Linked DNA regions of Homo sapiens: region 2 is linked to region 1. The links are chromatin contacts, found by Hi-C or POLR2A ChIA-PET in ENCODE. All regions are on one chromosome and are shown on one strand. The core of a region is the stretch at or near the end of the contact, and the rest is flanking DNA. Distances in the headings are between cores, read along the strand shown.

Evidence for each region. Hi-C counts contacts between places; a loop is a spot of excess contacts on that map. ChIA-PET counts read pairs that join two places held with the same protein, here RNA polymerase II (POLR2A). Pooled maps may share reads with other maps.
Region 2: a map of right lobe of liver shows a loop between it and region 1 (4-fold over the local background). The contact joins two enhancer-like sites. A Hi-C loop is called at or near these places in 14 of 168 maps with a recorded cell type or tissue (Caco-2, HepG2, MCF 10A and 10 more) and 6 of 50 pooled maps. POLR2A ChIA-PET finds 5 or more read pairs at or near these places in 8 of 52 experiments (Caco-2, HepG2, MCF 10A and 5 more).

The regions. Positions count from the first base shown.
Region 1 is chr11:75,166,323-75,170,202 of GRCh38, forward strand. It overlaps SLCO2B1 (solute carrier organic anion transporter family member 2B1), which reads left to right. Exons shown (of 14, transcript NM_007256.5): 5 at 2,851-3,084; 6 at 3,344-3,442. Among named protein-coding and RNA genes, the nearest start is that of SLCO2B1, 17 kb to the left of the region's middle. Within about 2 kb of position 1,994, at least 3 of the 41 ENCODE cell types and tissues checked have a DNase peak (open chromatin) inside an H3K27ac peak, as active enhancers do; they include right lobe of liver, where a contact is called at or near this core.
Region 2 is chr11:75,203,063-75,206,942 of GRCh38, forward strand. SLCO2B1 (solute carrier organic anion transporter family member 2B1) reads left to right here. Exons shown (of 14, transcript NM_007256.5): 13 at 245-365; 14 at 1,338-3,487. The coding sequence ends at 1,518. TPBGL-AS1 (TPBGL antisense RNA 1) reads right to left here. Exons shown (of 6, transcript XR_950308.4): 6 at 2,976-3,880. Among named protein-coding and RNA genes, the nearest start is that of TPBGL-AS1, 21 kb to the right of the region's middle. RefSeq lists an enhancer at 1-764. Within about 2 kb of position 2,054, at least 3 of the 41 ENCODE cell types and tissues checked have a DNase peak (open chromatin) inside an H3K27ac peak, as active enhancers do; they include right lobe of liver, where a contact is called at or near this core.

The sequences.
Region 1 (3,880 bases), core at 744-3,243:
GCTCTAAGCACTTAATGTGTAGTCACGCATTTAATCCTCATAAAAGACATTGGGAAAAGAAAGAATGAATGAGTGAATGAACAAATTTAAAAAATGAAAGAATTCTGGACAGGAATGGTGAAGCCATGTTCAGCCCAGTGGGATTTTGTTGAGGCCCTACTTGACAAATGGATGTCTCTTACAGAATGACCCTAACAACCTGATCGTTCACTTTATTCCTTCCCTCTCCTACCCACTCACCCACCCACCCACTCACCCATCTGTCCATCCACCCATTCATCCATCATCTATCCACCCATCGATCCATCCACCTACTACTCATCCATCTATTTATCTATTCATCCATCCAATGGGACACGCAACAAACTCTTAATGCTGCCTACTTCGTGCCTGAGCCTCTCAGGGGAATCAGTCCTTTTTACTCTAGGGAGCTCCCAGCCTGGGAGAGGAGACAGATAAAACAAAAAACAATTGTGTGAGGAGGGAAGCACAGGGGTGGGAGGAGCCCACACCCCAGCCTGGCATGGAGGAAGCCTTTCTAGGGGAAGAAGACTGTCAGAGAGCAGGTTTCCTCCCTCCTCCTCCCACCAGCTCACACCTCTGAAGTCCCACTCTGTACCAGACCAGAGGCCAGGGATAGGGGAGAGAAGATGAAGCAGACATGACCCAGTGGGGCGCAGGGTTGGCGTGAGCACGGGCAACTCTGCTACAAGGTATAGAGCCCAGCACCTTGGGAGGTGGCCAGAGGAGGCCATTAGAGCCCTGAATAGGGGAAGGACCTTGGCAGCTGGAGGGAGCTGGAGGGGCTAGAGGAGGTGGCACTTGAGCTGCAGCTTAGAGAGAAGGTGGGAGTTGCAGGTGGAGGGGAGGGCATGGGTGCAGAGGCAGGAAAATGGGAAAACTCAGCGCGTGCATGAAGAATGCAGAGTCGTTCTCTAGGCCTGCGTGGAAACTTGTCAAGAGAACTGCTTGGAATACCAGAAAATAATACTTCCTCACATTTCTTTGTACAGAATTTTCACTTTACATTTTCACTTTTTCTGTGCAAGGTCATGCATGTTCTTCATCCTTACTACCATACAAACCCCTCTGCAATAGGTGCCCCTGAATCCTCAAGCAAAGCCCTTCTGTCTGAGCCTCCGTCTTTACATCAGCCCAAAGAATGGGAGAGACTCGGGGATCTCCAAACTCCCCTCCTGTTCTGACTCTCCAGGCTATTCCACTCACTTATTCTTCATCCAATACTGATGAAGTTGTGTTCTGTGCCAGGCCCTCTGCAGGGCACTGGGGACACAGGGATGGGGAAGGCAGACATGACCTCTCTAATAATTGTTGCATCTAACGTCTAGTAGGCCCCATGCCCAGGCACACTCACCACCCACCACTCTTAATGTTCACGACTCCAGGAGGCAGGGATTATCATTACTTCCTCACAAGTGAGGAAACCAAGGCTCAGAGAGGGGAGGAACTGCCCCAAGGACACACCCAGGTAGCCCTGCCTTAGCTGCTGTTCTGAACTGCCGAATTCTTCCACTTCTGAATTCCTTATCTGGAGAACTTTGTTCTTTCTTTCTTTTTTTTTTTTTTTTGAGATGGAGTATCACTCTGTCACCTAGGCTGGAGTGCAGTGGCTTGAACTTGGCTCACTGCAACCCCTGCCTCCCAGGTTCAAGCAATTCTCCTGCCTCAGCCTCCTGAGTAGCTGGGATTACAGGCATGTGCCACCACTCCCGGCTAATTTTTGTATTTTAGTAGCGATGGGATTTCTCCATGTTGGCCAGCCTGGTCTCAAACTCCTGATCTCAGGTGATCCACCCTGCTCGGCCTCCCAAAGTGCTGGGATTACAGGCATGAGCCACAGCGCCTGGCCAAATTTTGTTCTTTCTTTCATTTGAAAGATGAAGAAACCAAGGCCCAGAGTGGGTAAGGGCCTCTGTCAAAGTCACACAGCAAGTCCCAGGCAGCCTCCGTGGAAGGCTTCTTTCACGTTCTTGACCTTGGTTCACATGGCTCTTTGCAGCCCAAGGGAGTGGCTCTCCGTGCTGGGTTGACACAGCTCAGAGTCCCAGCTCCATAAATGGAGGGCCGCAGAGAGAAGGCTGCTTCTACAGCCACATTTGGGATAATAATAGTGTGAGGGTCTCCTCAAGTTTGCTCACCAAATATTGGTGAGCTCCAGGGAACAAATGTCAGGTACTAAATTAAGAAATTCTTTTCTGTACTCTGCATCTGTGTCCCAAGCTGACACTGAACCCTCCCCCAAAGTGAATGCCAAGGGCCCCAGGGCCCTCCACAATCCAGCCCCAGCTGCCCCACCCTGTTCCACTGTGCCTTCAGCCCTGGCCTTGCCCTCATACTTTGTGATCTAGCCATTCTGAGCTTCTCATTCTCCCGGCACGGTGCCCTTTCAAGTCCCTGGGTTTTGCGTGTACTGTGACCTCTCCCTGGAACACCCCTCCCCTCCCTCTTTTTCTGGAAAATTGTGTTTATTCTTCCGGACCCAGTTCAAACTACACCACCTTTGACCACCCCGCCCCACCCAGGGGCCACCGTTGCTATGGCACTTGCAAATGCCTCAGCTCAGAAAGGTGGTGTAGGGCAGTTTAAGAGCATGGACTCTGAAGCCAGACCTCCTGAGTTCCAATCCTGGCCCTGTCACCTTACTAGTTGCTGTCTAAGCATCAGTTTCCTCACCTATGAAACAGGCATAATGAGAGCACTCACCCTTGAGGTTTGTTGTGGGGCTCAAATTATTTTTATACACAGCACTTAGAACAGTACCTTCCCCCGGGGTAAGCGCTATTTAAGTCTTAGCTATTGTTATAATATTTTTTCATTGTCGTCTCTCAGAGGATATGCCACAGGACTTCAAGGCTTCCCTGTGCCTGCCCACAACCTCGGCCCCAGCCTCGGCCCCCTCCAATGGCAACTGCTCAAGCTACACAGAAACCCAGCATCTGAGTGTGGTGGGGATCATGTTCGTGGCACAGACCCTGCTGGGCGTGGGCGGGGTGCCCATTCAGCCCTTTGGCATCTCCTACATCGATGACTTTGCCCACAACAGCAACTCGCCCCTCTACCTCGGTGAGGACCAGTGCCATCCCTTGGCCTCTGAGGGTCAGGCCAGGCTCAACTAGGAGGAAGAGAGACCCAGGGTTGGGGCTGGAGATGGAATCCCTGCCCCCTGCCCCATCTGGCCAGTAAAGGTCCAGGGAAGCCCTGGAGAGTTCCCCATCCCTGACCAGGGGAGACAGAGTGTTCTTGCCCATCAGAGACTGGGCAAGCACTGGTCTGCAGAGGGAAGCCAGGGCCAGAGGATCCTAACTCAGGCTTTGTGTTGTAGGGATCCTGTTTGCAGTGACCATGATGGGGCCAGGCCTGGCCTTTGGGCTGGGCAGCCTCATGCTGCGCCTTTATGTGGACATTAACCAGATGCCAGAAGGTGAGCCTCAGGAGCACATGTTTGCTAGACCCTAGCTAACTGACTGCCACTCTCATAGGAGACATTGAGCCAGGGGACCTCGGTTCAAATCCTAGCAGCACCACTGACCTTGGGCAAGTCTCTTAGCCTCTCTGAACCTCAGCTTTCTCATCTGTGAGATAATCTCTGTCCTGTCTGTCTCCTAAAGCTGTGATCAGAGTCCAGCGAGATGGTGGAGATAAACTGTAAAGTGCCATCAAATTAGGAACCATGGTTGCCGTCACTACTATTACTGGGAGTCTTCGCCTTGTTCCATACCCCACCTTCAACAGGCCCTCAGCCCCCTGCTCACACATGCTGTGGGGCAGGTGGAAGAGCATACTCTCTTGCCTGTAGGGAGCCCCTGTTTTTAGGGGGAAACAAGACTTGAGTTAAACAGAGAGGACAGTGCACACTGGA
Region 2 (3,880 bases), core at 804-3,303, 37 kb after region 1:
TGATCTTAGGGCTCACAAGCTCATGGGGTGACAGACCTGGCCCAGCTCTCCTAGAGCGGGGTATAGAGGCAGAGTCTAGACAGCCCGTCAGGAAGCCACCTCGGATGCAGGGGTGGGGCGGGCTTGAGGGCCAGACAGCCAAGAGGCCCCAGTAACCCAGAGCCCCTGAGGGGTTGTACATGCCAGGGAGGGGGCAGGGTAGGACGGTGGGCCTTCATTGTCCCCTGAGCACCACCTCCCTCAGCCTGGATGCCCAGCCCCGTGATCCACGGCAGCGCCATCGACACCACCTGTGTGCACTGGGCCCTGAGCTGTGGGCGTCGAGCTGTCTGTCGCTACTACAATAATGACCTGCTCCGAAACCGGTGAGACCTGGTTTGATGGCTTGTGGGAAGGGTGCTGGAAATACTCTCAGAGTCCCAGGCAGGATACCAGCAGGGAGGGGAGGTTTCATTTAAGTCTACCTGCTAGGTGACAGGTGTCATTATATATTCAGTGCTGAGCTCACCAGTCCTTCAAGCTAAACACTGCCCCCCTCCTTTTATAGATGAGGAAAGTGACAGTTAAAGCAAGTAGCCCAAGGTCACACAGCTAATAACTTGCAGAGCTGGGCCTTGACCACAGAGTCTATGCAGGAACTTGGGGAGAAACAGAGGAGCAGCCATGCTGCGAGAGGGACTTGGGGTGAAGGGCTGGGGAGAAAGCCCTGTCTAGGACACAGGAGGCCTGGGTTTCAGGCCCAGCTCTGTCTCCCTCATCATGGGACTTATCTTGTCTGGGGCTCAGTCTTCCCATCTGTACAAAGGGGAACTCAAAGGAACCTGAAGGCACAGAGGCGGCTGGCCTGGGATGGATGTGGAGAGGACTTGCTAGCAGGGCTGGGGACAGGGAGCTGGTCACTTTCAGCTCTGAGGAGGTGAGGAGGGCACAGTTTCTGTGGGCTGGGACTGTCCACAGGGGGCTTCCTAGAAAAGGAAAAGTCAAACAAGGGCTTTGATAGTTAAACAGGGGAGAGGGAATCCGTTTGTTCTTGTGGCAGGTGGCGCAATATAAAATTGCACTTGTCAGGCCCCCTGAGCCCTTGGGCTCGGAGAGAGGCAGGGCCAGGCCAGGCCACAGAGCAGAGTCCAGGACAGGGCGATGAAGATGGCCAGGCCTCTGCTCCCACCCAGGGCTCCTCTGCAGAGCCTCTCCCCCTCCTCCAGGGAAGAGCCACAGCAGAGGTCAATGTCTCCCTGAGGCCTCAGTATCTCTGATTTCACAATGAGTGATGACTGCTGACGTCCATGCCCTGGCCTGGCAGCTCTTGAGTTCAAGGGTCCCCATTCTTTCCCCAGGTTCATCGGCCTCCAGTTCTTCTTCAAAACAGGTTCTGTGATCTGCTTCGCCTTAGTTTTGGCTGTCCTGAGGCAGCAGGACAAAGAGGCAAGGACCAAAGAGAGCAGATCCAGCCCTGCCGTAGAGCAGCAATTGCTAGTGTCGGGGCCAGGGAAGAAGCCAGAGGATTCCCGAGTGTGAGCTGTCTTGGGGCCCCACCTGGCCAAGAGTAGCAGCCACAGCAGTACCTCCTCTGAGTCCTTTGCCCAAGATTGGGTGTCAAGAGCCCTGTGTTCCATTCTGGCTCCTCCACTAAATTGCTGTGTGACTTCAGGCAAGACATTGATCCTCTCTCAGCCTTTGCTTGCTAGTCTGAACCAAAGAGTTGTTTGGGCATTTGCTGTGTTGGCCATTTCTGGAGCAAGAGGGTCTTCTTCCTCCTTCCCCCAGCCAGCCAGCTGTCCTGGGGCCAGGCTTTCCTGGGTGGAAAGAAGTATACCTTTCCCTGGGGCCCTAGGATAGCAAAGTGAGCCATAGTGGGCCAGGCTGCCCTCCATGCTGGGCCCCAGCCCAGGTCTGCACTCGCCTGGATCACCTTCTTTGAGCCTTAGCCATCTCCTGTCAGGTAGGAATGAACTTGCCAGCCTTCAGGCTCGTTCAGCTATGACCATCTGTGCGGTCAGGGTACACTCAGCTCTCCTCCCCAACTCCAGCAGCCTTTAAGAAGTGTCCCTTTGGCGCCCCCTGGAGGCAGAGCACTGAGCTGGACCCTGGGTAGACTCCCACAGGGAGGACGGAGCTGGCCTCAGGAGTGGGACACCCAGACTTGGCAGGGCCTTCAAGAGGCCTGTGTGGGGGCCCCAGGAATCCTTAGCTGAAGCGGGGAGACTCACTCTCCATCTCAGGAAATTCTAGCCCTTGCCCTCAGGGAGCCACGGTTGAGGGTGAGGCCCAACACCTGCCTTAGGGCCCTGGGTGGGCAAGTCTGGGCCCTGGGGTAGGGAGGGAGACTCAGGCCCACACTTGGGTATTTTCTAATTTCAGACAAACACACACTCAGCGCGCACTCACTGATTCCTACACATTGCCAAGATTTCACACATGTGACCAGGGGCCACCAAAGTCCCTGTGACCTTTGTGACTAGGATCCTAATTTCTCTATTTTCTCCTGGGTGCCTGGGTCTGTGTCACCTGGGGCAGTGTGGATAATGTTTAGTTCTGTGACACTGTTTTTTGGGGGTGGCACCTGGTTCTCCGATGCCTGGGCTGGTGTCAGGCCCAGGACTGTAGTGCTGGGAGCAGTAAAGCTCAGCTCTGTGTAATGAGTGATGCTATGGCTTGCTCGTGTCTTATGATCCAATCCTTTTCTACATCAGCCCTTGTTTTGTTTTATGGCTAGTCTTATCTGGCCTGGTTATTTCCTTGCGGGGAGGAGAGGGTTTGCTAATCTGCTCCCAGCCCAACCTATTACCACCCCACCTCGCTGGGACCTACTGCTCGGGAGGCAGCAGACAGGGAGCCACCAGCAGTGGCTTCCTGGCCCTGTGCTGGGGGTGGGGGGAAGCTGGGGGCACATGTGGCCCTTGCCTTCTGAGCAGCTCCCAGTGCCAGGGCTTTGAGACTTTCCCACATGATAAAAGAAAAGGGAGGTACAGAAGTTCCAATTCCCTTTTTATTTTGCTGGTTGGTATCTGTAAATGTTTAATAAATATCTGAGCATGTATCTATCAACGCCAAGAATTTCAAAGTCTCCTTCAACAATATGAGGCTTTTAGGATGTTTATATTCCTTCATCCCTCTTGTTTCCCAGGTTTTGCAGGGAAAAAAAGTCTGGAATTATAGATACAGCTTATTATTAAATTTGTTCTTGCATAATGTCTCTTCTATTACAAAAATTCTTTCTTCATAAACTGCATTAGAGGTTTGCAACAACCACATCATTTCCATTAACTTAGATTTAGGTTTTACTGGATTCATTGCTCACCATTATTGCTTGTATATTACATCTTTTCCAATCTTTATATTCTGGTCTAATTTTTGTTTGAGTGTCTTCGTCTACTAATGGTTTCAAAAATGGAATAAGGTCATGAGGATTTCTGAATCCTCACCTGTCCAAATTGTCATTCACATTTTATAGAAGAGGAAACTGGCTCAGAAAGCACAAGTGACTTCCCCAAGATCACACAGAAAATAAATGATGGAGCCAAGGTTGGATGTGTAGACCTTGTGGGAACTGAAGGTTTTATAATTTGAGGAGCCCTCTTTAAGAAAAATATACAAAATTATGAATATAAAATTAGGTACAAGGTACCTATATTTACCTATAATGAGAAAAGAAATCAAAACAGATACATCACACAATCCCCCCAAAATGCGTAATACTTTTATTAACTGCCCTGCTTAACCTCTGAGACACATTTTCTCCCCCTGATGATTAGAAGAATTTTCCACAGACTAGCTTCTGGCTCTGTACATTTCAAACCTGGTTTCTCCTGTTTCTTGTCTACTGCCCATATACTTCCTGGGCTGGGTGCCATGACACACATTCATATCACGATATGAC